2 separate regions of the Mus musculus genome follow, and region 1 is linked to region 2. The links are chromatin loops, found by intact Hi-C in ENCODE. Cell type or tissue: heart. All regions are shown on one strand. Links, peaks and the distances in the headings refer to the core of each region. The heading gives the core; the rest is flanking DNA.

Evidence for each region. A loop is a pair of places that touch in the nucleus more often than their neighbours do. Peaks named below come from ENCODE experiments on the same cell type or tissue, not always from the same donor. Only the 100,000 strongest peaks of a DNase experiment are listed, where the experiment ranks them.
Region 1: a loop joins it to region 2, with 2.2 times the contacts of the local background. A loop is called at or near these places in 3 of 42 quality-filtered maps.

Annotation. Positions count from the first base shown.
Region 1 is chr15:61,150,150-61,165,432 of GRCm38, reverse strand. It overlaps Gm38563 (a long non-coding RNA gene), which reads right to left and starts at 8,276. Exons shown (of 3, transcript XR_875374.2): 1 at 6,243-8,276; 2 at 2,298-2,373. RefSeq lists an enhancer at 6,702-7,796. In heart, for the core only: a CTCF peak has its summit at 7,696 (motif pointing left); a DNase peak (open chromatin) is centred at 7,722; H3K4me3 peaks cover 993 bases; H3K27ac peaks cover 911 bases.
Region 2 is chr15:61,527,655-61,542,937 of GRCm38, reverse strand. No RefSeq gene overlaps it. Among named protein-coding and RNA genes, the nearest start is that of Gm24696, 180 kb to the right of the region's middle. In heart, for the core only: no CTCF peak of the experiment used is centred there; no DNase peak of the experiment used is centred there; H3K27ac peaks cover 493 bases.

The DNA of each region.
Region 1 (15,283 bases), core at 4,394-12,393, 380 kb after region 2:
TAAGGAGGGAAAGAAAAAAAAAAAAGAACATAACCTAAATGGCAAGATATTAATCTTGAGACCATTTACAGGGAGGTGTTAAGTGGCCCCGTTGGCATTAACAGCAGTAAGCTTCGAATATCACTTGTACAGCAAGCTGCTTAGCTCTGCAGATAGCAAGTCACAGCAGGCCTTCTTGGGTTGCAAATATAGTCACTCTGTTTGCCAATTAACTCTTTCCCACATTGTGTTTTATATAACCAGCCAGGAAGCTTTTGCTTCGACAGCAGAATCTGCTGGCAAATGGTACTGTCCTGGGAATTGAAGTGATGCGACAGTAGCCACGGCAGTGGTCAAAGGGGACAGGAGAAATCATGGAGAAACAGTCATTAGTGAGCCAGAGCCTCCTGAGGCTTGCTTTTCTCTGGAATAAGTGTCCATATCCTCTCAGCTTCCAATCAGGCAGGGTAATGGACAAGACATTGCTCCTTTATCTTGAGAAAATGTAGCATGTCCAAGTTATTATAAACAAGCTACAAGGAGATTCTGTGATTTCCCAACTACACTGTCTGCTGTCCTTTTGTGCATCTTGCTGTTTTTTAAAACAGATTTCAGGAGGAGCAGGTGGCTGGATCTGTGTCCTGACCCCTTAGTATGTGACACGAAGGCTCCATGACTTCCTGCTTCTTGTCCCTTCAGCCGAACTTGGCAGGACTGACCAGCCCTCCTCATAAACGACTGAGTCTGTCTCTTCCATTCTTCCCTCATTATGATTTCTCACTCTTCTGGGAAGGTCCCTCCCCCTTTCTTCAACTAAACATGTTGATGGGCTTCTCCAGACCTCTTAACTTGTTAGTTTAATTCTTCACTTAGAAGATGCTGTGTAAGTTATCATCACAAGCAAGTTAGCTGTTTCTTGAGGAGATGGGGTCTAACCAGAAGAAACATATCACCAGGGTGATAAGTCACCAGAACGGGTACACTTTTGGTTCTGATCCTTGCCTTCCCCATCTCTTTGACTCTCTCTCTGTGTCTATCTCTATCTCTCTCCATCTGATTCCAATCAGGCACTAAACACAGCTGCATTGCTAGGAGCCATGTCTGGTACACTGTGACATTTATTTGGTGTTTGAAGACTACAGATTCATCTATTCGGTACTCAACTTGAGAGAGACAGAGACAGAAAGAAATAGGGAGGCAAGGAGCAGGACCAAGAGTATATAAACCCTGGTGACTTGTTTCTTCTGATTAGACCCTATCTCCTCAAGATATTTCTGCTGCTCAGATTCAAATAGGTACTTACTGTAGTAGCAATAAAATGAAATTGTTGAGATTATTTGTTTGCTTGTTTTATTTTGTTTTACGAAAATGTCCCTTTTTTCTCCTTCCTTGTAAATATCTCCTTCACTTACCCACTGCTCAAAGGTCTCACTTCTATCTTTGGCGTCTCCTCCTTTTCTCATGCACAGTCGCCTATCCAGTTCCAGTGACTCCATTACTGTATCTGGTAAAGTTGATGAACTCACCTGTGGTAATCAACCTTTTACTGCTGTGATAGAATACGTAGGTGAGATTATTTAAGAGGAGGGCGGGTTTATTTGGGGTCAGTGAGGCAGATAACGGGGAGCTGATGATGGAATGGTGGTCAGAAAGAAGAGAAGTTAAGAATGGAAGTAGGGAGAAAGAGAAAGGGGCAAAGATCAGGACAAAGAGTGTACCCAGCAGGTAACCTGTTTCTTTTGATTAGACCCATCTCCTCATGAACTATCATATCCACTAATGGTATAAAATCACTAATCTATCCATATGTGAAACCATTATTGAGGTCAGAGCCCTCGTTGCCTTCCAAAGCCCGACCTCTGAAACCTTCAATACATGAGTACCTGGAAGACCCTCTAAATACAAGCCATAATAACACCCAACCAGTGTCATCATGGTATCTTAACTGCTCTTCTTCCTTAGACCACTAGCTCTCTAGTAACTATTGCTACGTTGTCAATACAAGCCTTCTCTTAATGTGAAATATTTTGCATAATTTGTTCCTCTGCTAGCCTCTTGCACTTTTTCCTTACCCTACCTCGTCCTATGCTATGCTTTGCCTCTCTGGACTTCTGCATCCAAACCGGAAGTCTCTCCAACATCTGCAGCCCTGCCTTCTCCCCATGCTCTCATTTCACGTGACTAAATTCTTGGGATCCAGAGCACAGCTTCACACCTGAGTGCTTACTTCAACTGGAGTTTCCCATGTGAATCACAGGATGCATGGAAAGATATTCATTAGCTTTAATCTTTTAAATCATCTCAAGGGTTTTTCATACCTGGTGCCACTTTAGACCACTGCATAGAAGAGACATCACGTACATCTTCTTTAAGCTTCAGGACTGGGTGCTCCTGCTGAGAAAGGTTAACATACTTGGACACAGTGGCTCTGACTACCTGATGTTTCCTGAGGGTTTGTTTCTTTGTTCTCTAATTCTCTTCCTGAGATTGTAAGTTTCCTAATGGTATAGACTGGGTGCATTCCTTTGGTGGTGCATAGCCTACTTTGAGGAAATGGTTGTTGAACCAAGGAGGAACAATGAATTGAGACTGCAGCAACTGTTTCTCTGAAACTCTTTTCTGAGGTTGTAGTCCCTACACTGGTCACACTAATCCCACTTTAAATGGTTTTGTAATTATGCCACCATGTCTGCCTTTTGCAAGAGTCTCTATCACATTCTTCAGTTCTTCCATCACACCATGTACCCTCCTCTGTTTTCCTCTGTCCTGGTCACTCTTTTTATCCTTCCCTCCCTCCATCTCGCTTCTCAAAAGGTGAGAGCCATAGTAAGAGAGACCCCACCTGACTTCCTACGCTGTGTCAGAAGTTTTCATTAGTGATGATGCTCAAACCATCTGTTGTCTATACAACTTAAAAAGAGGGCAAGTCTCAAAATAAACAGGCTTTGGTGCAGGTTGAGCACTGTGTCCTCTTTGATATATGTCAGGGTTGCTTCCTAAGGCCAACTCTCTGTCGTTTTTTCATATCTGTAAATTGAATACCCAATAAGACTGGCATTTACAGCATAAGAAATATAACCCCTCATATGTAAGCATTGTGTGATATCTCAGTTGGAATTGTTCAGTAATGATTAACCCCACAGGTCATAGATAGTTGCTGTTGTTCTGTGGCCTTATGAAATATTCTACAAGCAGTGGATGCTTGTGCACACTGGAAGAGAAAAATGTGACAAAACTTAGTCATATATTCAAAAAATATCTGGGTCTGTAAATAGAAGACCCACTGAGAACTAGCTCCAGGCCTTTTCATTTTCATTCATCCACTCAATATGCTTATTCTCTGTACCAAAGCGATTGGTGCACACACCGGGACTTGTAGCAGTCTTGAAGCTGTGCTCTTCCGTGGATGTAGATTTGAAACAAGATCACCTAGGCTATCCCAGGGGAAAGAATAGCAGCCTGGTACAGATATGCTGTACATAGAAAACATAATTGAATAGATCTGCTCTTCTATGCTGATGGGAAGACAATGTTCCTTTAAGCACAGTGTATCTTTATCCACCCGACATGGGTCTTGGCACCACCGCTTCTAAAAGGCAGCACAAAGAGCACCTATTGGATCGTTCCTCAGATATCAAAAATGATTAGACACATAAAGGTACATTTAGCTGAAGTTTAACATAGAGGAAGTGAGTGGCAGGGAGAGCAGGCGTCTGGGCTGCAGTGTGTGTTTTGACCTTGTAGATATTTCCGAAAAGGCCATTTAAAGACAATGGCAGGAGGAAGTCCATTTATGGCCTTCAGCGGGCCAGTGTCAATGGGATCTAACCCTCCCTGTGCTTGCCAGATCCTGTGATAACAGAGACAGCTGGAAGGTCAAAAATAAGAAGAAACTTTAGATGTGCTGCCAAGTATTTCCTTGATGTGGGAAGGCGGGGCCCAGGGAAATTACTCTCCTGACATTTGCCTTCAGGATGCAAGGCAGTGTGCTCAGCTGCAGAGGCTTCAATCTTAGGTGCAATACTACTACTAATAATAAAAAAGTCACTCGCCTGGTATATTTTAATCCTATCTGTATTTTGGTCCAAGAGTCATTCAGGGAAAGTAAATGAAAGCATAGACTGACTCGTGGATCACTGGCCTCAAATTATTTTCAAAGCATTGCTTAGAAACATTGTTATAGTCTAGAGAATCTGGGCTTTAGTTTCCCAAAGGCCTGCATACAAATTCTGGCTGACTTTAGGACTTACAAGCTATGAATTGTTATCAACCTCAAAGTCCTCACTTGGAAATCAAATCCAGGACTGGAAAGATCCGTGTGTGTGTGTGTGTGTGTGTGTGTGTGTGTGTGTGTGTGTGTGTGTGTGCACATGTGTGCCTGTCAGCCCTCTGTCTTTCTGTCTCTGTAGATATGAATTACATGAGTGATTTTAGATTATAAAATGGAAGACAGGATGAAGATTCAGTCCAGCCTATAATTCGAGCTGAATTGAGCAAGGATAGTAGATTTTCCAATTGTCTAACTTGCCCTTAGTAGCAGCCAAATAGAGAAGGCCTCAGCAAACTGTGCCCACAAGCCAAGGTCAGCCATCCTGCCTTTGAAATAATGTTTTTGTTGGATCCATTCATTGATGCCTGTACATGCTTTCTTCTGAGACCATAGAGCAAAGTACTTGTGACAGTGACCATCTGGACTCTTGTCTAAAATGCTACTTTCTCATTGACTGTCATAGAAAGCATCCATTGACTCCTGAGACTGAAGCTGTATAGAACTCAAATAACATAATCATGCCACTACCTCCATCTTTAATGCCTGTGTTCTCCTAAGGCAAAAAAGACAATAGAAGATACAAACAGAATTGATTTTCCAGGAGCCTCAGATTTTTAACCATTTCTCCTAGCAAGCCCCCTTCTCCTTCCTCCATGTCCAACCTCATAGAATCACCCCAGCTTCTGTCTGTTGGTCTAAGAACCAGCAAGCTTAGCTGCTAAGTTGGAATGTGGGACATGTGGGTGCTATGAACAGCCCTTACCTGCCTTCCCGGAGAACTGATTTTATAGAAAGTAAAGTAACTGTGCAAAAGCAACGAAGCTATTAAGATCAAGTTGGAACTCCAAAGAAACCTTTAGTCTGCTTTTGGCCACCATAATGCCCACTTGGTGAAGCCTAATTTTCCCCCCAACCAATCTGGGGTGTTCAGAATAGAAATTTGGCAGGTTTCATTTTGCTTGGAACCTGAAATTCTAGAGTCAGACCTGCCTTTGGTCCTTTGGTCCATAATAACCTGGATGTGTCCCAATTTCTCCAAGGCATTCATTGCTTTCGTTTTGCACAAATTAGGGGGTGTGTGTGTGTAACGAGAGCTTTCTTGGATGATAGTGAAGAGATACCATATCAATCAATTGTTCTCCAACACCACTCCTGTTACACACCACCTGCCAAACTTTCCGAACACTCAAGCTCTATCCTCAGGGCAGGGAAAGCAGAATGTTAAGGTGAAGGTGTGAGCAAAATCATTACGAGGGGAACTCTAAATGATTCTATTGTGAAGTCTGGGCTAAATAGGATGTTTAGAGGTGCTTGCAGGATTGTGACTCAGAGTCGGTCATCAGTCAAGGGCAGCTTATAGTGTGGCCGTCATGTGACACTTACCCAGGGCTGCCAATCCTGCTACAAGCTCTGACTTAACCCACGGTGACAAATAGCTTCAGGTGAAAGTGTCGTTCCACCCACATAATGTACTGCCACCCCAAGGCTTAATGCCCTCCTTAAATCAAACATGGTGACAGTTGCTGACTCTTCTACTTGAAGTCAGTCCCAAATGTGGGTGGTTGTTGCTTCTGGGACAATTGGAGTTAGACACTAACACCTATGAATACACAGGGATTTGGGCCCAAAGAATCCAGCAAACATGGTGCCTGGCCTTTGCGTACCACCAGCTACTTGTACGATGGGTGAGATTTGACTAAAGCTCCTCAGACTGATCTTCTACTCAACTTTCCTTCCATAGACTCAGCAGTGTATGAGTGTGTGTGTGTGTGTGTGTGTGTGTGTGTGTGTGTGTGTGTGTGTGTTAACTAAGGGATTTGCATTCTGATTTCTGGGTCCCAGGTGGCCTTGTTTTAGTCTAGACTGCAGTTAATTCAAAACCAGTACCCAAAACGGTACATTTGGAAGGTAACTCAAGAAACCAGGACAGAAAAAAGCAATAGTAAGTGAAAGAGAAATAGCATAAATACAAAGTGTTCCACATAAATCTCACCACAACAGGGAGCAACTGCAGACTCCCCTTCTTCTCCACTGGAGATTTGCCTCAAAATGATCAGTCTGGGAAAGGGAAAACAAGAAGTTTCAACCCTCTTTAGCGGGAACAACCCTTCCTTTTAGCATTGAACTCCCAAACAATCCAAACTTAAAAACTGAACGACTTGTCATGGGTCAGCCATCCAGAACCCATGGCAGCAATAACACCCTGCACAAATGAGGTAGAATTGTTTGTGTACACAGGGGGCATCCTGTGAGGAGCTACAACAGCCGCCCACACCATCCCTCCAGGGCAGATGCCCCGGGGATGAGGTACAGCACCCACATCACCCAGTGACTGATCTCAGATCCCAAACATGACACCCAGGAGACTGGACTTCCCCAATTGGGAGATCAAACCAAAGCTGCTGCGAGGTCTTCCTTAGGGTCCTCTGCCCTCCATCACTGGAAGATGCAAACTCTAGACATGGGTCATCGTAGCATTCCTATTCTATTCATCCCAGTATTCCTACACAGGCAATAATCGTCCCGAAGGCGATAGTCTCCTGAAGACCAAAGTCATGATGAGAAATGGTTTAAGAGGCGTGGGTGTGAAGTCTAAATGAAGCGAATGGGCTAGGAAAAACAAAATTCCCAGAATGCAAAGCAAACCCCAACAATACTAATAGGCAGCAGAGAACAAGTCACAGCCATGACTCTAGGGCCTTTGCTTAAGCAGACTGGCTGCTACTGCCGAAGTCGGAGCAGAGGAAAGATTTTCCTGGTTGGAGGAACAGGGAGGGAACGCAGCTCTTCTCAGGGATTCAAGGAAACATTCATTAAGAAGGGCAGCAGGATACCCGAGAGCTGTGCCTTTGGTTGTCCCAGAGAAATGAAAGCTGAGAAGCACAGCTCCCCGCTTGTGAGGTGAAGTAGCTTAGCAATTGAAAGACAGCGAGCCATCCGCCCGGAGCAATTATGTTTTCATTATTATTCCCAAGCTGCTGTGTCACAAATCACATTTTCCGTCCCGGGGCATGTCGGTGCACAGCTGCTGATTGCAGGTCCCATCCCTGCACCAGCTGACTGCTCCAGCCTGGCCCTGGGAGCAGCAAGCTGGTGGCTCATTAACCGCAATACCTGCTCACTGACAGCAAACCCAGCGGAACAGATGCCGCGGATTTAAGGACGTTCTCCCCCATTAGAAATGAATACCAAGTTAGGTGCTTTTTCTCCTTTTTCTTCTTCTTCTTCTTCTTTTTTTTTTTTTTTTTTTTTTTTTACTATCAAACTCCTGTTGGGATTTTTCGGGAAAGACCGTGAAGCTCTTGTAGATTTTCCTGTCGATCTGCGTTACAGCTCAGCTGAGACTATTAAAGATGGGCACAGCTTTGATTCGCAGGCACAACTACAAACACACCCAAGCGCCCCTAGCTTTAAAACTGGGAATTTAAATTGCCCAAGCTTTCGATAGTTAGAAGGCCACCATGCTTGTGCTGCCATCGTGTGGCTGATTCCGGAACTGCATCGGAATCGGACCACCAAATTCGACTCGACAAGGACTAATTTGGGCTTCCTCTGCTTTCTCCTCTCTAGTCCTCACTGTCTGCCCCCTGCTCTTTTGAAACAGCTTCTGCTTTGAAGTAGTCTAGTAAAGAAGAAGAAGAAAAGTGGGAGAGAAGTCAATTAGCTAGGTCCCACTGTTTGCAAGTCGGTGTTCATGGGGCTTAGCGTACCTTTCAGTGGTTAATCCTCACAAAAGCCCTCTGTGGCAAAAGCTGTTATTGACAAACAGTCCTCAAAAGAAGCTCACTCCGGATCCAACATTCTTGATCCCTCCATTAGGTGAATTCAAAGTCAAAACTGAGTTCTCTAGAACTTGCAGACTGCGTTTAAAGGCACAAGGTTAATTAAAATGTAGTTCACCTTTTAAGTTAAAAATAAATGTCCTTTAAGCTAAAAAACATTATTTTAGAAACTTAATGTATTACTACCACATCTTTAAGGTCTGATCTGTTGTCTCTAATCTGTAATTTATAGGTTAATGATTTTCATTCTGTAGATAATAGTTTATAAATAAAACAGGTACAAATATTTTTCTCATGATCTCACACTTCTTTGTGGGCCTTCTGTTTCACTCAGAATTTTGAGAACTATTACTACTGAATGTGAATATAATCGAGGCTGGAAATCTTATGTCATCTTTCACAGTCTTGGTTTCCTGCATTGTTTAGAATGGTCCCTTAAGGGGCTAGAGAAGTGGCTCCCTGGTTAGCAGTGCTTACTATTTTGCAGTTTGGAAGACCAGGTGCAGTTCCCAGCACCCACGGAGTGGCCCCCAATCCTCTGGAACTCCAGTTCCAGGTTATCTGATCCCACTTCTGACTGCATTCACCTAAAATCATTTGCTATGAGATTGTGGGTCCTGGTTATGTCAGAAGCAACACTCATAAAATCTCAGTGTGAGCTGAACAGGGACAAAATAGACGTGTTAATGGGGATGGGAGGAGGACCAGGGGGCCTCAACCCTACCCAAAGACCTACCGGTAACTGAGGGATGCTGAGACTGGGAGAAACAGTCTTCTACAGGAAGATATATCAATTAGATATCCAGTAGTATCAAATAGCCCTAAAAGCATGCATACAGGTAGCATTAAACAGACTGAGCAGGCATTAGTTCTCCTGATCCATGGGAGAAGAGTCATTTACATACGGCTCTGTTATTCCCCTAAGGAGGTCTATGGTCTACCCTCTAGGAGGAATCTCCCTGGCCTTGACTGAGGGTCTCAAGCAGCACAGACAAAGTTGCCAAAAGATTACCCCTGTTGTCAAGACATGGTTATTCTCAGTTACATGGCGAAGGTTAAAGGGCGGGGAGAATCCCAAAAGGTATTAACTATATCCCTTAATACTGATGTCATACAAAGAAACTTACTGATTGCTTTTTATATGCCAAGGCTTGGAACTAGATAAAAAATAAATGAATAAAGATTTCTCCTATGTTTTCAAAAAGCCATATTTGAGGTGAGGGAGTGGGTGGATAGGTGAACTAGTAGAAAAAAAGAAACAAAGGCCTGGCCACAATATTCTAATGGCCTCCAGTGATGTAGAGTGGAATCTGTTTAGGTGGCTCAAGGATGTGGTTAAGAGGGGTGGATGCTTGGTGAGGGTCTCATCCAACTCAGACAGATAAAGGTGTGTGATAACTCTTTGGTGTGTCCTGTCTGTGCTCCCAAGTATGCAAGCTGACCCGGTCCCCCCAAAACAATCGAGTCAGATGCCACAGAGGTGGAGGAGTCTCTGGTAGAAAGGACGCATGGAAGACTAGAGGGAAGAAGTTGCTTATAGACATCCCACTCTTCTTTTCTGTACTCAAGTGATGACACAGGCAAACACTCGAGGCAGAATTTCCCAAGGACAACACACTCCCTGTCCCAGGAAACAGGAGCTCACACCCTGAATAAAGGTTCTGCTTCATGCTGCTGCGCCACCCTGTCCCGCCTCCTTCCTGACACAAGGGTGCAGTTTGTTTGAAAGCTGATCTCCACTGGAGGCTTCAAGGAAGGGGACACAACACTGCCAAAGATCCTGCCTGTTCTGTTTCAGCTGTAGCTGACGTTTTGTCTGTCCGCACCGATGAAGTCATGAAGATCACACAATCAGTGGCAAGATGATATTTTCTGTGATAATTTTCTGTGCTTGAAAAATAGGAAAGCTAAGTCTAAGGGATTCTGAGAGCTGCAGCCACACCAAGGCAGGTATCTTGGTTTAACTCTGGAGGGAAAGAAGGCTCAGAGAGGTGATATAATCCAGTCATGTTTGCACAGCATGCACACTCTGCCTCAAAAGGAAACTTAGGAATTTCTCACTGCCCTGTCATTTTTTCAGGGGAAGGAGGAAGGGGTCCTTTGGATAAAATATGCTATTTCTTTTTACAGTCATCAAAAACAAGACCATTGACAGTATTCTTTCCTCCAGGGGGTGAAGGTTTCTAAGCCATTCTACAGCAAACTACAAAACAGGAAGCCTTCTCAAATCCAGAAGAGTCTCAATCAAGGAAAGCTGGTTAGGAGAGGAAGGCCTCCATGAAGACAATTGTCCTTCAGTGTCCCTGTATCCTGATTGTTTTTCCTCCTACCTGGTCCCAAACATCATCTAAATGGAGATGGTGGGGGCACAGCACAGGGCTTATACAGCCAGATTCTCTCTGCTCTTCTCTGTCTAGATCATAACTGTTTGCAGAGAGCAATTGTTTTTCCTGGTAAATAGAAAATAGTCTTGCACTACAAGGAAAATAAAACCACCATTTCTACTCTACCTGGGGAAAACAATCCAGTTAACTCTGGGGACTTACTTTAAAGAGCCCATCATTGTTTTGACTCCAACATGTGCTTAGACATTACTCCTAGTAAGATGGTCTTCTACTTCTATTAACTCCCTTACAACTTTAATGAAGGAGGGACGGTTCGGCGCCTATTTTCTTAAATCCCTTCTATCACAAAAGGTCAGCATGCATTAGCAGAAATATAAATGCATCCTCACATTCTCTGAATGATGTCAAGCTGTTCCTTACTCACATGTTAAACACAGACGCATCACTTTATCACAGGGGAAAGACAGATCAACTCAAATATTTCCCCAACTCGTGGCCACCTAAGCGAGTGTGGAATGGAATATGAGGCTGGCAAGAGCTTAGTTCAGGCCTCAAAGCCACCACCTGATAGAGAATCGTCCTAGAGAGTTATGGTTTATATATGATTTGACACCAAAGACTTGTTCCCACTGTCATGGTGCCGAGAAGTGGGAGGAAGTGGGTATCACTGGGAGGTAACTAGGTTGTAATTAGATTGTATCTGGGGACCGGGTTAGTTTCCGGAAGAGTGGGTGTTATGAAGCAAGCTGACTTTGTGCTTTTGCTTTCCTCTACACTTACTGGATACACACTCCGACCGTGCGATGTCATTCATCCCACTCTGGGGAAGCAGAAGGCATTGGAAGGGTGTGTCCACTCGACGTCGGCCTTTTCAGCTTCTAAAGTAAACAAAAGCAGCACCTTTTCCTCATAAAGGGTCCAAGCTAAGGTGTGTCTAAGACAAAGAGGTGAACAAGCCCTAGAAAGCCAGATGAATCCTCTCTGTTCCCTCCCTGTTCCCCTGGAGAGGTCTTTTTCTTCTCCAGGTCTCAGAATCGGAGTTAGGCGGTCCATCAGGGTCATCTAAGGGAAACCAGATTCAAGGAATTCACAATAGCCTCAAGAGAAACTCACGTCCCTCACAGGCTAACAAGTAGAGTCTAATATTTCTATAAAACTTCCCATTCCAGTATGAAGCAAGTCCATATTGGAGAGGGTGTGGTTGTTGTTGTTGTTATTATTATTGTTGTTCTTTTGTTTTGTTTTGTTCTTTGTAGATTTTCATTTCCTCATTTACAGAGCAATGTTTCAGTTCCTCCTCCTTACAGCATAGATTTATTTAGATTTTATTTGTGAGCTTGGGACAATCTCATCAATTGAGGGTATCCTATTACTATGCATGACCAGGAAAAGGGATCCGGCATCTTCTTACTTGCGAGCTTGCTGCTCCCAGCAGTGCACTGAAAACTACAAGCTCTGCACATTTCATTCATCAGATCCTTTAAAGACCTCTGGAACGGAGAATTGAAGCTTCAATGACCCCCAAATAAACCTTTCCACTGAGATTTTTTGAAAACCACCAAGACACCAGTATTAACATACAGAGAGCCATAACCACCACCCCCCTGACACCTCCTAAAGGCAACAGTGAAACGCTTAAACAATGTCACACAGTGATGGTCTCACAGAGCAAAACTGCTCAACTGGACAACCTAATTCATAAGCAAAGAGCTGCTTTGGAAACACAATATGTACTGCTGATTTATAATGTGCCTACAACTCTGGTAAGCCCTTCCCATATTTTATCCTGCTTAATCTACATAAAAACCTAATGAGGTAGTTAGCATAAGTCCACTCTCCCTTATCCAAAACTGTTGGGGCCAGGTGAATTTTGCAATGAACAACTGTTTTTATTACTTAAGAAAGGAAATATAGGATACATATGGTATGTTGTTTAAGCACATCTGCAAAGCCTGGAATAACATACTGGAATCAAATGTCTTAATATGTTGCAGCAGAAATCATTGTGTATTCGTAGAGTGGAATAAAGAAAGACTATTCTATGTTTGTCATCTTATACCAGTTTGGGTCAGATTCCTCCTGCTAAATGAGTTTGCAATGGACCTGTGAACACACTTTCTGTTTTCAAACTTGAGATTATTTTAGGGAATGTAACTCAATTTTTCTGGACTTGTGACACTCCATTTTCCGAATAAAGAAAGATGGCAGCAGTAGCTTCCCTGACAGTGGACCTGTGACTGTTAGGGCCTTACCCATTCTGTTTGACACCTCAGTAAATGTCACTGTAGTGTACTTGTAGAAACTGCTAGCCCCTAGTTCTATTCTCCACACTCAGGTTGGACCACACACTCAGGACGTGGTCCCAGTCTCCAGTCTTCTTGCCAGGATGGATGCTCTCCTTTAAATAGCCAACAAGTTCCCTTAACCCTCCAAAGACATCACCAAGATCAGTAGCATAGCACATATAGAGAGCTCTTCTCCAGAAGAATGCAATGATGCGGTGAGGATGCTCGCAGCTATAGTAGCTTATCCTTTTCACCCAATTAGAACAGCATGTGGTGTTCTAAGCATATGATGTAGCCTGTTTGTTTGCAAGGCTTACTATTCTAGGGAGGAAATATATACAACAGATCCACCAAAGGTTTCAGGTCCAGGGTTGAGAAACCTCTATCCCAGTTTATAGTCTATTATGCAAACCCTCTGGGGAAGTCACAAGTGACAAAGGAACCCAACATGATAAACAACAGGTTCTGCAACCAACTTACCTGGTTTGGATCTCATTGTCCTACTTTCTAATTATGTTACTGCAAGCAGATCACTTACCATTCTATGCCTCAGATGACCCATCTAACAACTGAAGATAGTAAAATAACTTAACATTGGAGATTGGCATGACCAATGGCTTTACACATAGCATCTGAGTTGGTGTCCCAGGTATAGCTACAGGCCATATATATAAATATACACTTATGATCACCATGTTTTCTCAAAAAGAAGTTGATAATGAACACTAAAGCAATGGCTCTTTCAGACTCTGACACAGTTAACTGAGCACCAGGGTATTTTGTTTCACAGTGTTCAGGATGTGTGTATGTTGCCTAGAAATCTATCTACCTGCACAATTTTGGGCCTTCCCCAAAACCACTTCAAAGAGCAACATTGTGTGTCTTCCTGACACAGAATGAGTGGTGTGGATGAAAGAAATATGCATAGACTCTCCTTGATTAGCTATGATGGATTGCATCTGTTCTAACACTGTCATTAGTAGACTTACAGAAACCATCTGAGTAGTGCTCTCTAAAGAAGCAAGGTTGGCTCAGCTCACCCAGTCTTCAAAGAGATCACCACACCCTGGTGTAAATGAGAAGACATGGACACAGATACTAGAATTCAGTCCAAGGTATACTTGGTTGTAGATATACAGTGTGATTGTGTGTGTGTGTATGTGTGTGATTGTGTGTGTGTGTGTGTGTGTGTGTGTGTGTGTGTGTGTGTGTGTGCTCTATAATGCTATACTTATGTCCATATTCCTATCTGTATCTAAGCAGTAGTCTTCAGAAAGAAGGGTGACATTGTCCTGGAATCTGGTCAACAAGCTATGATCTGTAGGAAAATTCCTGCCTGGTCACCGGCTGTGTGGTCTGCGAGCTGAACATGGCTATATTTCTAACTATTTTCACTTTCATAAATATCTAAGTATATAGCAAAATTCTTTATCTTTCCAGTTTCAAAACCTAACATTTTTACTATTTCGCCCTTCAAGGAAAACTCATTGGCCCCTGCTTTGGAAGGCTCTGAGAACACTTGTGATTTAGATATGACTAGGTCTAAATTGGGACCAATCTACTTGACAGTTATGAGGCTTTAGATATGTTATGTATGTATTTGAACCTTTATTCCTCCTTTGTGGATGGAAAGATCAATACCTGATAATATAAGATCAATGTCAGCACTAAATGATGTTTTATGCTCAGTACTCTCTGTTGTACCCCAGTGTCTGACTTCTTTGCAGAGAGGGTGATTTCTCTTTGAATTCTACATTTGATTCTTAAGTGGAAAAGGGCATGGTTTGCTCTTTTCTCTATTCACAAAAATCTCTTTTCTCTATATTCAAAATCAATACTTGATAATAACTGTGTGATTTGAGTGAACCACAGATTCTTTCAAACAATTCCCATTTTCATGACCTGGTGCTCCCTAAAGCAGCTCCCACAACACAATGGGAACAAACTCCAAACTTGACCCATCCCATTCCTTCTTCCTACACCCATGGATACTGTCACCCTGGGGAATGTTTCTCTAGAGGGTTGCAGGGAGGCCAATGTCAGGCAGATAGACGTCAAGGCTGACTTACTCTTTCAGTGGATTTACTACAATGGGAAAACAGGAATGGGAGATTGAAATAAAAGCAATGCAATTCTTTTTTTTTTTCCATTTTTTATTAGGTATTTAGCTCATTTACATTTCCAATGCTATACCAAAAGTCCCCCATATCCACCCACCCCCACTCCCCTGCCCACCCACTCCCCCTTTTTGGCCCTGGTGTTCCCCTGTACTGGGGCATATAAAGTTTGCAAGTCCAATGGGCCTCTCTTTCCAGTGATGGCCGACTAGGCCATCTTTTGATATATATGCAGCTAGAGTCAAGAGCTCTGGGGTACTGGTTAGTTCATAATGTTGTTCCACCTATAGGGTTGCAGATCCCTTTAGCTCCTTGGCTACTTTCTCTAGCTCCTCCATTGGGAGCCCTATGATCCATCCATTAGCTGACTGTGAGCATCCACTTCTGTGTTTGCTAGGCCCCAGCATAGTCTCACAAGAGACAGCTACATTTGGGTCCTTTCGATAAAATCTTGCTAGTGTATTCAATGGTGTCAGCGTTTGGATGCTGATTATGGGGTGGATCC
Region 2 (15,283 bases), core at 3,867-11,866:
CCTATGAGGGCACTCCTTAAGCCTTCCTTGAGGTTGAGTCCACTTGTCCTTGGGCTTCCTTCTCCTTCCCAAGTCTCATCTGAAATGTCATTTTTCTTTGAAAATCAAGTTGAGAAACTGTCACCCAAACTCATAAGTCCTAACTTACTTGTCTTCACCGTATTTGTCTCCAGTGTTTACTGCATGGCATTTAGCTTACTTGCCATATGGTTATTTCTTAGTAAGACAGAGGATCTCACAAAATCCGGAAACACCTCAGATGTCTCTAGGATGTGCCTTATAATTTACAGTCCACACAATGAGGCCAGTGTCTGGTAAAGGAAGAAAGGTGATGTTGCTCTTCTATTTTCAAATAGTCAGGTTGATGGTAGAATAAATCAGTTACAAAAAGCATTATGGCAGAAACCACCTTTCCGTCCACAATTTCTGCTTACGTTTGTTTATTTATTTGTTTGTTTGTTTGTTTTTTTCTCCTGAGAATAGCACTTTGTCTTGTCCAAGAACAGTTGCAGTTGCTGGGAGAAAGATTTTGTATGAGTGTGAGTGAGTGTGTGTGTGTGTGTGTGTGTGTGTGTGTGTGTGTGTGTGTAACTGAGACTTGTTTGCCTAATACAGAGAAAGTCATTTGGCCCCACTTGCCTGAAACAGCAAAAGGAGGCCATGATATTTGCTGAGAAGCCACACATTCCCAACCCTATTTCGATCCAGAAACTTGCCTTTTTCCAACTGACAACATGAAGTTTTAAGACTGGTGTCGGTCGTGTGACTTCAGATAATGGCTCTATATTTAGGAGTTTTGTTCCAAATATAATCGTATTCCGATGGCCAGTGAGAGTTTATTTATTTATGAAAATGAGGACCCAGCACCTTTTGAAATCAATCCCTTTATGCAGTAGCCTGTATGTGCCCATACACATCACCCTGAAAAATAACCCCAGAGAGGCTGTTTCACCAGGAAAAGTCATAGGCTGAGATGGTTAATTTCAAAGCAGCATTTATTTTCTGCTAGTTTAGAACATGTGTCCCTCAGGAGTAGCTTTCTGCCTGCAGCAGAAATGCTGATGTGCGGATTGTGTAATGTCAGCCCTCCTGTGTACCCCACTCTGTGTGTCATTCCTCACAGCAGGAGGCAACCAGCCCTCCCCTCACCATTCGCTGCCTTGCTCGATTCTGAGAACCGAAAATTATTTCTGCCAAGAGTGGAATGAAATATACATAGGACATATTCCCAAGTAGATAAGTTTATTTCTGAGGTACAGCATGGGAGAAAAACAGTGATGAGATTTTCTTCCTTCCTTCCTTCCTCCCTTCCTTCCTCCCTTCCTCCCTTTCTTTCTTTCTTTCTTTCTTTCTTTCTTTCTTTCTTTCTTTCTTTCTTTCTTTCTTTCTTTCTTTCTTCCTTCCTTCCTTCCTTCCTTCCTTCCTTTCTTTCTTTCTTTCTCTCTCTCTCTCTCTCTCTCTCTTTCTCTCTCTCTCTTTCTTTCTTTCTTTCTTTCTTTCTTTCAAGAAAGGAAGAAAGGCCTTTTTCCCCATCCCCCACTCTGAACGCCTTCCTGTCTATGTTTATGTTTGCTGGAGGCCTCTTTTAGCCAACCTTACTTCCTGGGCTGCTTTGAGAGACAGGAGAGAAGGGAGCTTAGCAAATGTTTCCGTGTTTGCTTTTTAAGCAAACTCAGGTAAAAGGGGGGCCCCATTCACACCAGTCCAACACAGCTTGTGGTGGCTGCATGGAGAAGAAATGAAACCCCAGAATGTCGCAGTCCTCACGACCTGCTATCTGCCCTTCTGATCAGAATGTGACTCCTGATTGATTTTGAGGAAAATTCTTAAAGGCTTGAGCTATTTGCAGCCTTCCTTTTCTCACAGAGTTTGCTCAAGGGTATCTGGTCACATGACTTCTGATTCACGCTCTGCTCCTACTTCCTCTTTCTCAGGTGCCGAACCTCAGAGGGCTCATGACTGTCATATCCCTAAACAGGGATATTCCAACAGGCCAACACCTGTTAGTGAAGTCCTTCCCACCCGTTAGGCCAGAGAGGAGCAGAAAGCACAGAGCAAAGCTTGTCCTTGCCTTTCATCCTGCTCCAGATACGTGCATGCCCACTCCAACCAACATAGGGCAAGTCACAAGACACGTGGCCAAGAGCTTTCAGTATGGGCTTGCGACTTTACCTCCCTAGGGTTCAGGTTTTGTCTACTTATTAAATGGACTAAATACCTCGCTCTTGTTATTTTCTATTTTACAGGGCTGACACGTGAACTAAGTTACATAATGGTTGTGGATGGAGAATGCCTTGTATAAAACGTGCCCCACCCCTGCTAGAATCAGGTCTGAGAACAGTAGAATGGCAGGTTTTCACCCTAACACTTGCTTTGTATTAGGATCGCATAAAGCAGAGTGGAAACACACACACACACACACACACACACACACACACACACACACACACACACACAATATCCTGGTCTCATCTGCAGAGCTGTTTGGTTAGGTTTTAATATTTCTTAGTTGATTATTATAATTTTTGTATAGTCAAGTTTAGAAATTGGTGGTGAATAGGTTAGGAAGCCAGAGGACCAGGGGTCTCTTCTGGTGATCATCTGCTCTCTTCCTGCCTCCTGTATCTACTCAGTCTTGGTGTTGTGTAATTGTCTGCCTTCCCTGAAGGATCAGGAGTCTGAAAGTAGTGCTTGTTTTTCGTTTTGTTTTGTTTTGTTTTTTTGTTTTTTTGTTTTTTTTGAGACAGGGTTTCTCTGTATAGCCCTGGCTGTCCTGGAACTCACTTTGTAGCCCAGGCTGGCCTTGAACTCAGAAATCTGCCTGCCTCTGCCTCCCGAGTGCTGGGATTAAAGGCGTGGGCCACCACCATCCAGCCAGTGCTTGTTCTTTTACCATAGAATACTCCACAGCACCTAACAGCTCTGGTATCTTGGGACAGTAGAGTTTATCTCAGGATGTTGTCCAAATGGACGGTGTTGGGTCTTTGACAAGGACTTATTTTGAGTCTACTACTAATTTATTGGCATGTCTAAGACCCTAATTTTGTCTTACTCATTCCAAAGATCTTTTGTTGAGAGATTTGAAAGCTTTAGGGATTCAAGTATTTGCATAGCATTGTGCTTAGATTCTGGATCCAGTTCAGTGGGGGACCAGATTTGTATAACCAGAACACACTAGTTTAGTTAATGCTTCTTACATTTTAACAAACTCACCGAGTTACCTAAGGATCTTCTTAAAGGGTACATGCCATTTCTGTAGCCTGAGATGAGGAATTTTTAATAAGACCCTTTGTCACATCAATTTGGCCAGTTAGCGGCTATCACTTGTGGTGTGTCAAAAATCACTTCTCCCAGGTGAGTTTTCTGTGGCTGTACCCTGCTTCACTTGGAGGGCAGGTAGCATAATGAGGCTGCATCTGTGTGGTGCCAAGTAGACCTGTGAACAGTGCTTTTAAAAGATATTGGCAGAAATATTTTGCTGCTTAGAATCTGAGGACTTAGGTCAACTTGTCTGAATTTACCTTCTGTCTTCAATATTTTCCTAACATGATTTCTAGGTAAGTTAATGACTCGTCTTTCTCTTAGTGTCTCAACCTGTTGTATAGGATCATACAGCCCATTTCAAGAAAGTTACTCTATGGCATGGCACGTAAAGGATGGTGTAGGTCGAGTGCTTTGCTTGCCCCGCAGACTTAGAGCAGGGCTCTCTTCTCACTGACTCAGCACCACAGGAAGTAAAGAAGTTTCTAGGGGCATAGGTTTCTTTTTCTTTTCACTGCCAGTAGGAAATCAAGCCAGGTAGAAAGTGCAATTCCTTTCACTTCCTCTCTTAGGGGGCATGAAAGCCCCAGGTGGGGCTCAGTACTGGGACAGTGGGAAAGAGTGAAAGTGAAGAGTTCTCAGAGAGAGCTGACTCAGAGCATCAGGGCGCGGGGGTGGGGGTGGGGTGGGGGTGGGGGATGAACCAATGAGGGATGCTCTATGGGAAAGATGTTGCTGAGGGAGGCTGGGGGGGGGGGAAGGACAGGAGAGTCACTGGAGCCTCTCCTACTTTGCATCTCCTTGTCACATAGGCCCTTCTTGGTCCATATTTGTTTTTTGGTGCTGGATCCTAATTCTTCTTGTACTTACCTTTAGAGACACTCTATTTATGTAACCAAGTACAATTTCATGTTCTGGCTTTCTAGGGCAGATCTTGTTATCTTGCTTGACCTTCCTCCTGTCTTTTAGAGTTACCTGTATAATCATTTCTCAGGCCCCTAGATAGTGAGCCCCAAAGACAAATAAGTTTCCAAAATGGTTTTCTATCAGAACAAGTATAACCCATCTTTCTCAAGGTTCCACAGGCCTCCTTGCACGTGCCTTTCTGCTTCTGGGCACTGATCGACTTCAGCTGACTCTAGACTGATCAAAAAACATCTTTTGTAATCCACAGTCAACGACTCTCAGCTCAGGTACATGCCTGCTCCACATTTAGTGTCTTTGCCCAAGACATTTCTTGTCACAAGCTGAAGTTAGGAAAACAATCTGATTACTGATGTAATCCTACCACCATCTGCTTGATTTATCACTCCCAGAAGGAATTTGCATATTTAAAGAGGAGATGCTTTAGGCAAATGAGTCTTTACTTTTGTGTGTTACTACAATGGTTTCTCATTATACTTATTCAGAGATTGAAATATGCAAATGTTAAGCCTAAGGATTTTGCATTTTGATGGCCTTCATGGAGTATGTGTAGTTAAGAAAACTTTCCAGGTGACCGATGCTGACTAAGAACTGCAAATTCCTTCCTGATATAATAGCTGGTTACATATGGAATAGTAGAAAACGTTTTTGGTTTTGTCTTTTAGGTTTTTTGTTTTTGTTTATTTGGTTTTTTGTTGTTTTGGGTGTTTTGTTTTTGTTTTTGCTTTTTGTTTTTGCATGTCCACCAGGTGTCCTTTCCTATGCAATAAAATACCATAAAGCTTAATGAATTAAACAAAAATGATAATACTTCTCTCCATTCTCCAGGTTGCCTGGCATCAACAAGGGACTCTTCTGCTTCAAGGAGTATAATGTGGGTCACTCTGCACCCTATGACTGGGAAGTCCTTGAAGATCCGAAGAAAACTTAAACACATACATGTGCATCATCCTTTCTTCTCTTTAGGAGTCTCATGGAACTAGCTTGCAACTCCTTATACCCAGCTCATGTCAGTTTACTCAGATTTCTTATGAGCCTCTTGACTTCAATAGTGGAAGACTCTATCCAACGTCCTTCACATCAAGCTGAGAACTGACTAGTATTGCTTCTACTCTCTTTTACTCACCAAAGTAAGTGAAGTAGCCACTCCAGATTCAACAAGACAAAAGGTACACTTTGGTGAGCAGAGTGATGTATGTCCACATAAGAAAGGGAGGAACTGATGGTATCATTTTCAGAGACTTTTTATATTATCTTTCAGTTTGGTTAAGACCAGTAATCTATAAGCCTTACCTCTGAAAATTATTGATCCTTGCACAGAACAAAAGTGATCGCAATGCCCATTTGGACCATGTGAGTGTCTGAGACCACTGATTATTGGTATACAAAATTTGAAAACTTTTGGGATTCTTGTTTGTTTGTTTGTTTGTTTGTTTGTTTCAAATACTGATAAGAAGTGGCTTGGTTTACCAATTCTAATATGAAGAAGTACAGGCCATTGCTCTATGTTTGTGTTACACGTCTATAAAACCTAAGGAAGCCTAGGAGGGAAAAATATGATCAAGTGGGCAGAACATGGGCACAGAATGGCTTACACTCCTCTAACTGCTGAAGATGCTGCTCTAAGTTCTCTGAGGTGATGGTTTGCCTTGAGAGAAGTCCATATGATACCATGTTTTTCTAGAGTGTTCTGATTCTCAGGGTGATGGTGTATGCAGATAATGGCTGGCTCCTTTAATGTATGCATTATATGAACTTTGTGCTACTAAGCAACATTACTTTTTTTTTTTAAGTGCTATCTTCACAGAAGCATTTAGTCTCCTAAGAACAACAACAAAAAATCGTTTCAGAAATTTATGAGGGAAGGAGAGAAGAACAAACAACTTAGTATTATTTAATGAGCATGGGTTATGAGTAAAAATATGAAAGTGAATGTATTAAATGAAATTCCCAAAAGACTTTCTCTGATATTGCTAAGTTGCGTGCATGCATGTGTGTGTGTGTGTGTGTGTGTGTGCACCTTCATTTTCCAGAACACTGATTCCATATCCTTAGAAGGGTCACAGCTGCTGCTGGCATGTTTCGAGAGGGAGCCTTGAGGACGCCCCAGTGCTTTAAGCTAGGGAACAGCAGAGATTGAATCTGAAGTCACCATCAGAGAGAGAAAAAGAACAGGTTACAAAAGATGGGCAAGGTGCCTGGAACTTCATGCCTGTGTTGTCTCCTTTGTGTAAAAGGGGAAATCCAAGAATCCATGCCTACCTCTGATATACCAGTGCATCCTTGGCTTATTGGAGTAAAGCTAAGAGAACAATGACTACATTATTTCATAAGCTACCCTTTGATCCAGTTTGGAACTAGTATTTGTTTTATTCCACTTTGTACTGCCTTAATGGAATGCCTGCAACTGGGTAATTGTAGTTGACAGAGACTCATTTCTTAAACTTCTGTAAGCAGGGAAGTCCAAGGTCACGGAGCCATATGGTAAGGGTCTGCTTGCTGTATCATACCGTGGCAGAAGCCAAAAGCCCATGCAAAAGTACAAACACGTGAGGGAGCAAACTCAGCCTTCCCCTAGGAACCCCTCCCTGAATGACTAACTGACTCTTGCAATAAGGGCATTAATCCATTCACGAGGCAGAGACTCATGAGCTGTACACAAAGCTGTTCTATTTCTCACATACAAATTTCTCAAGCTCAAGCAGTGCTGTTATTCTTTTCTATCTCTAGATGTTATCTTATATCTTTAGAGCCTCTTTCAAATGCACAGGTCAGTGATCAACAATACAGAGGAACCCTGAGGTTCTTGTCTGGAAGTGCTGTAAATAGCAATTAGGATAACGTTTTTCCACACCCAACATTGCATTCTTGGGAGAGGGACATAGATAGCTTAGAGGGCAGGAAGGAAAAACACTAGAATGGGTCATTGTCTACTGTGTAGGAGCTGCTCTGCTGGGTCTTTACAGTGTATATCTCTTTATACATTTTTATAACTCTGCAGTGTGTGTGAAATGACTGCTACTTCATGACTGCACAGCAAAGCTTAGAGACTGAATCAACTAAGAACGGAAGAATTAAAAATCCACAGCATCTAGTCAGAGCCTGTTATGTAAGAGTAAGGTAAACAATTCAAAAAGACACGTCAGAGGGTTTTCTGCCCCCAATAGAAGATCATCCTATCCATGTAAGAAAAAACTATATAGCTGCCTGAATCAGAATGTGACAGAAAAACAGAAAAACAAACAAACAAAAAAGTGACAGAAGAATCTGGCAAAAGAATTTTAAGGGGTGTAACGTCAGTGATTTCAATAAGCTTGCCTGGGACTGAGGAGGCAGCTCAGTGGTTAAAGCATTTGTCAAGCAGGTTTGAGCCGCTGAATGCTAATCCCCTGAATCCATGTGGAGCTGGGGATGGTAACGTGCTTTGTATAATACCATTGTTGCCTCAATGAAATAAGAGAAGGAGACATCAGAATCATCGTAGGTTTGCACGCACACCCAGGGGTGAAAGACAGGCAAACCGTCTCAAACCAAGAGGAAGGGAAGGGTAACATTTGAGGTTGTCCTCTGAGCTCCACAAGCATCCTGTCGCTCCTGCAGCCTCACAAACATGAATATGTATATACCCATATGTAAGTATTAAGCATGCACACATAAACAAACATGTACACAACAAACAAATAGATACATTTTCTTAATATGTGAAAAACATTTAGACAGATGATATTTTTCGCTTTTATCCAACAGACAACTGTAAATGCTAGTTTTTGGTCCAAAGCAAAGCAAAAACAACTATATGAAAAATTCTCCTAAGTGAAAAATTATAATGTTATTATTTTCTGAAAACCCAGAAAACTAGACATCCAATAAATGAAGTAAGCAGGATTTTTTTTTCAAGTTGACTATTGGAAAAATGGAGAAATCATAAGTTAAAAATAGAAATTAAATCTAGGAATTAGTGGAAAGATAATTATTTGTCATCAGAATCCACTGATTACAAATGTATAGCATATTGTGAGGAACATATTGTGTAAATTGTCTTTATTGTTTTTTTCTATGAATAAATATTATGTTTGGAATTTTTTGAGATTGTAATACAATTATAACATTTCTCCTTCCAAATCCTCACTCTCCTTTAAATTCATGACCTCTTTTTTCCTTAATTGTTGTTGCATGCAGGTATGTATGCATATATACATATACATATTCCTAAATATACATATACAGATATATAAATATACACATATACATACCCACATAAACATTTATACATATACACATATATGCATAAATATTCCTAAATATAACCTCTTCAGACTATATAATGTTCCTTTTACTTATGCTTTTAAGGTTGATCAGTTGGTGTTGGATAACCAATTAGTGTGTTCTTCCCTGAGAAAGATCATCTCTCCCACTCCTAGCTTTGCTCACTTATCAATAGTTCCTTGTTTAGGGCAGAGACCTCAGGGACTCCATCCACTTTGAAAGTCCATTGCTATCATCTTTGTCCATCCTTGTTCATTTCACATTGGACAGTCAGGTTGGTTAGATCTTTTGAGTGTAGCTTCTGATGTTGCTAGGAGATAGCACCTCACAGCCAATAAGGGAGTGATTCCAGTTCAGATGTGGGGAGCAAACTCAGAAAGCAAAGCAGGGGACATAGAGAACAGTTACACACAAAGGACGAATGTCCTGACACAGGAAGTGGCACAGTAGAAATAGTACGAGTGAAAAAAATGTCTCTTCAAAAAGACTGTTAAATAAAATTAATGATGGTGATCTGGCTGGAAGGAGACAATGCTGTTCTACAAGAGAAGAATGGAACCTCTTTCATTTAAGCACTGCCTGCCTATGTTTCTGAGTGCCATCTGATACACTACCAGTGTGAAATGGTTCCAAAGAGCAACCACCAAATCTATTCAGGACATTGATAGATTAATAGATTAATAGAAACTATCTAAGATATTACATAAAAGTTTTTCATATTCTGAGATGCAGAAATTATTAGGAGTAAAGATGGCCTGCATGCTTTTTTTTTTAATCTGACCACAAAGCAGTTAATGTGTGGTTAGCTCTGAGGTCTCACATCTGAGCTATTGTTGAGACAAGTTAATTTCTCCTGTTTCTAGAACATTCCTGTAAGTTCTTCTTCAGTCTCAAATACAGGGCAAAATGAAAGCCAAACAAAACAACAAACAAACAACAACAAAACCAAAAACCTAAAACAAAGAAAATCAGTTTCTCGTCTTGAAGAAGAAGCCAGCACTGAACTCTACAGGGTTCAGTGAATCTATGTGTATCAGACACAGCTGAACATAAATTATCTATTAACTTTTGATATAATCCTGATTTTTCCAACGGTGTGATAACTCACAGCAGTCCTCTACTACATTGCCAGAATCACACAGCCAATAAACATCAGAACAGGATATAACCCCAGCCCATCTATCTGAGCCACCCATGCATTTAAAGAGCCTGCCTCATCATGTCCTAACACAGGACAAGCATGCTGCCTCTTCTGTATGTCCTTTTTCCATGTCCCACCTTCACATTCAGTGCTGGCCCAGAACTTGTGGTATTACATTAAGATACGGCCAGGAAGGGTCATAGGTGAGAGAAGAGCAATCCCACACCTACCCGTTTCTACAGCTGCACTGTTTCTTCCTTCAGATGAAGTTCGTGCTGTTATATAAAAGGAATGTTACCCAAATGCCTCCAGCATGAGTTTCCTTTTAAAGGAGAAATAGAAGAATGAGGCGTTTGGTTTTCCTTTGTTTGCCTGTAGCACCTATGTTAAGAATTTGTCCTTAAACCATGACTCACTCATTCTTGGAGCGAAGTACAAGGAAGTGAACAGATATAATACTTCTGTGAGATGTGGGCTTGAGCTTGTGTGGGAAAGATTGAACTGGGACCGTTAAGGCAACGTTTCATTCAAAACCCACCAATCCACCCCACCCTGCCCCTTCCCCAACAGTTCCCAACATGACTGTTGTTCCAGAAGGCCCATTTTCGGTCTTGCATGACTATCAAATATTCAGACAAGTGATATCTAGTTCCTTTGTATGTGGTTGCTTGCTGGATTGTTAAGGTTTATAATTATTAACTGAATCATTGGCTAGTTGTTCAGTAGGCAGTTGGATTGGGAATAGTTATTTACAGAACAAAAGCAGATGGCAGGACAAGTAGTTTAGATAGAGTGCAGGGTATATAAGCTTGAAAAGTATTGAGTTTTTGCAGATGGCATGGCATTAAGCTTTCAACTTAACCCACTGCATTTTAATTCCCTCGCTCTATAAGTGCATATGCTACCGGTAGAAAAGATCCTGTTAGAATACCAAGATCCCAGTTCTCAGTATATCAAGAACCATTCTAGAAAGTGACCCATTTGGGCAACTCCTAGCCCCCGACCTCTTCATCGCCAGCAATGTGGCTGCCTAGAAACTTCTCAGTGTAATTCACTGGCAACAGGGAGTTCCATGAATACCAGTGAGTCATCCTGCTGGCTACTGTGATCCACAAGTGGGATGCCTAGGTGCTCAGGATGTTTGCTTTGGAAGGAACTCACCCAAAGAATTTCTTTCCTTTGCATGAGACAATGAAGAGTGGGAAGTCACTCTGGGTGTGATTGTTTATCTCTCTTCTTTTATATCCATTGTTTAATTCCTGTGAAAATGCAAGTCCTGAAGCAATGAAAATTTAAGAATTTAGGAGGACCCTATAGAGAACAAAAATTTCAGTTGCCTGTGCTTATCCACTCATGAGGTCCTAATGTTCATTAAAAAACAAAAAAACAAACAAAAAAAAAACAAAGAAAGAAAGAAAAGAGAAGAGAAGAGAAAAGAAGAGAAGAGAAGAAAAGAAAAAGGCATCCTGAACTTCCTGCAAATTCTTGGCTTACACTGGAAATCAGTGTTATCACCCAATAGTGCCTGGTTATCAAAATGATACAACCCATGAATACTTCAATACCCTCCTGATTTCTGAATCAAGACTCAACAATACCACTCCCACTTGCACCACCGTCACGACCACCATCAGTACTACCACCACAAAAACCTATCACCAAGTAACATGTAAGTACCAAGTAACACAATAGCCAAAGGGAAATAGTTCAGACACAATTCTTTTATGTAGCAAAATGATTGGTGTGTCTTACTCTGTGGCTCAAGACTATCAGGGAAGTAAACTAATACTGATGTAATTCTCCCTCATTTCATTCATCGCCACAGACTGGGCAATCTCCCATGGCCAGCTGAATTCAAGCTTAGGAAACCGAGAGGCCCAGGTAGACTGCACTTTTTCTTACTCATATCCATTTGACATGTAAAAAGCATTCCCTTAAGGACTCTTGAAAATGGGCCTTCAACATCTTCTTGCCTGGAACTGAGTAAGATGGCTTTTCCTCGTGGTTGAGGAAGGCTGCAGAATGAGAATCCAGAATCTGCAGCCTTTTCTATGGAACATCGAAAAGGGAAGAAAGGCACGGTTGTAAACTGCCAGCTAGTATGATATCAAACCTGCTTCTTACCAGAGACACGGAGTTGCCTTAAACAAACAAACAAAACAACAGCACCTGCTGAGAACTCCTTGGAGAATTTACCATTGTCTTCATAACACCCAGTTGCTGCTGTTGAACAGATTTTATGACAAATCAAACATATAGAACAAAGGTTATGAAAAGCAAAACCTTGATTTGTTTCTGAATACCTGTCTGCTCCTGGATATTAAGATGTAGAAGAACAGGGATAATGTCTGCCTTGTTCATTATGGCCCTTGGGCATCCAGCACAAGGTTGACATGATGTATGTCATTCACATTTATTAGATGTAGCAATAAATGACCAAACACGAGCTTTGAGGTTAAGTGAAGAGTTTAAGAACACTAGGTGCTACCAAGGAGAGGAGAGGGAGTCATTTATTTTTTGTATGTTTGTTTCGTTTTGTTTTGTTTGATGAGTATATGGAAACACATATGCATTGGTTGTGCACAGCATACGAACAACTATCTTCTATAGTACTCTTCAAGGCATGATTAAAAGTTTTCTCTTCTTTCCATTGCACTGAGTATTTATACTTCTACTTTACATTTGCGCTTCTCATATTCTGCTTTTACGGATTGCACTTGCAGTGTTAGAGAGCGGGAAAACACCACAGTACTTCAAGGTTACCTTTCTTGATCAAAGTTTCAGAGGGTGGGGAGAGCCATGCTGTATTACTTCTAAGTGAGCTCCTGTGCTTTCCTTAACTGTCTTCCTCCTGCTGGTCCTCTTCCTCCTTCCCTCCCCTTTCCTTCTCCTCCTCCTCCTTTTGATTCATTCATTGTAATCCTAAAAAGAATACAGGATATATCTTTGTCCCCCTTTCAAGGATGATAAAAGTATTCTGTATATTAATATGTAAATCCAAAACACATGGCAGATTGCAAGCACTAGGTAGAATTTGGTTAAACTGAGAAAAATCTAGACTAACAAATAATCATCTGTTATTTCCTTTTTTAGGAGGAAAGGAGAGAGAGACAGAGAGACAGAGAGAGAGAGACAGAGAGACAGAGAGACAGACAGAGAGACAGAGAGAGACAGAGAGACAGAGAGACAGAGAGACAGAGAGACAGACAGAGAGACAGAGACACCAGGGGTATCTGTGAGGCTCTACTAAAGCTGCCTTGGATTATATGACCAGGTGGGTATGCACATCTCAATAGTGTGATTTTTAGAAAGCCTGAGGTAGATTTTGTTTTTCCAAAGATTTTTGTCTAGAGTATCCCGCATTTCATAGACATTTTACACATACGCCTCCTACATTCAAAACTGTTCCATGTTTTCTGTTCTTGAGTCTCAGCAATATGTAACTGTATTCAGTGACTACAGAAATTATATACTTTTTATTTCTATGACTAGGGCATGAATTATCTTATGTGCTTCCTCCTTCCTGCTGTCCCAGAGAACTTCCTCATTGACTAGTCCTAAATTGTAAGACAGTTTACATCTCTCTTGTGGAAAACATAACTGACAACACTTTCAGTAACAACTAGGGTTATCCTGACCATTATCTGAATAATTTTCTTGGATGTGGATTGCCTAGTCCTGTCCCCCACATCTCCTACTCTAGCTGATGCCACACTGAGTAGACATTCCTTGTGAAGCCTGCCTAAGTTGAAGTCTTGTTAATAAATAAATAATTCTTGATTTAAGTTACCATTTTTTGAATGGCTGTTGTATAGCAGTAGGTAATTGGAACAAAACCCATTACCATGAGATATCACATCTTCTCATCCATATATTTGTATAACAGTGAAGTAGATATTTATATTTTCAAATGCATTTTTGAAGTTTTTGATTCATAGGTCAGTCATTCTCAAACTCAACTCAATGTGTAAAATATGGCTTGTACATGCACTGTAGACTTTCCGAATGGTGACTAGAGGCACTTGTGAAAGTCCTTAGAGGAACAGAGTTGGAGTCTTGTCATAATGGCAACTATTTTTCATTGAGGTACAATTCATAGAGGGAATAAAGATCATTTGCAAGTGTTTAGATAACATCATAAATTTTGAAAGGGTTCTTTAATTTATGACTTATTCATCTGTCATTCACCTACCCTCTCATGTATCCATCTATGTGTTTTAGCTCATTTATCTAGGAGTAAATTTGATTAATGATATTTTCATGAAGAAGAGGGAGGAGAAAATTCTTGTATTTGGAATTTTGACAAACAGTAGACAATTATCCACACCAAATACTATCATCAAGAAAGGACAAAGGTGCCGGGCGTGGTGGTGCACGCCTTTAATCCCAGCACTTGGGAGGCAGAGGCAGGCAAATTTCTGAGTTTGAGGCCAGCCTGGTCTACAGAGTGAGTTCCAGGACAGCCAGGGCTATACAGAGAAACTGTCTCGAAAAACCAAAAAAAAAAAAAAAAAGAAAGAAAGAAAGAAAGAAAGAAAGAAAGAAAGAAAGAAAAAAGAAAGGGCAAAGATTTCTCAAGTGAGGAGGCAGGCTAAGAAGACTGAGGGAAGAGGACGAAACTCTGGACATAAAGCCTTATGAGTCAACATCCAGGAAATAAATAAAAGAGGATCATAAAGTCTGGTTGATAGCTGGACTCTTACTCTGGGCTAATTAAGTCACTAATTGTGCAGTAATTTAGAATGTGCCACCAGTATGAAGTTGTAACACTGTATTATAGATAGAGTGTTTTGTAATGTGAGAACCTAATTCAATAGGGGAAACAGAAAACATACCTATACATTCATAAAAATTCATTTAAGAAATGGAGTAAGTGCTCTGACAATAATAAGTCTAAGTAACAGAAGAAACCTGTTTTTATCTTAATAGACAGTGTTTGGGGATGACCAGTACAAATACAATTGCGGAGAGGTTCACGAGGCAGTAGACTATGGAAGGTAGTTAATGGTAGGTGGGCATGCCACACAGATGCGTAGGTCTTTGGCAAATTCCAGTGTTACCATGACCAGTACAGATTTATGAAAAAATACCAAGAGCAGATGGAGCCAGATTACGTATTTAATTGTCTATCTACTGTTCCACTGATCCATCATCCATAATTTCATCCATGCATCTATTTGACTATCACTAGTGTTGCATGGCTCCCTCATAGTCAAACCTGTCGTAAACATACGAGTTACAGAAATAAACATCTCAGTAACCTACTGTGGAAGTCATTGACAATTCTCAAAGACACTGAGATGAGCTGGCATGTGATTGAACACTTGCATTGTTTGGAAGGAAGATGCAGTACAGAGTTTAAAAGACCCAATCTGACATCACCTGCATGCTCAGTAGCAGAGGCCCAACACTTTATCATCTCACTTTAATCAGGAAAGCATTATGTATGACCCAGTTTTTCCCACACTCATTTCCTCAGTGGAGCAACAATTACAGTTTATCTATAGCAAATGCTCACAATTTTAGGTTTCTTTAATTAGAGTATTTGAAGTCGGTGTTATTTTAGTTGGAGTTATCTCGGGAGCTGTTCCTTCTAGAGAATGAACAGCAAATGAAATATTGCCCAAGAAAGCACTCCATACTGCATGTACTGCCACACAGATGTGAGTTATATATAGTCTTCTATGAAGG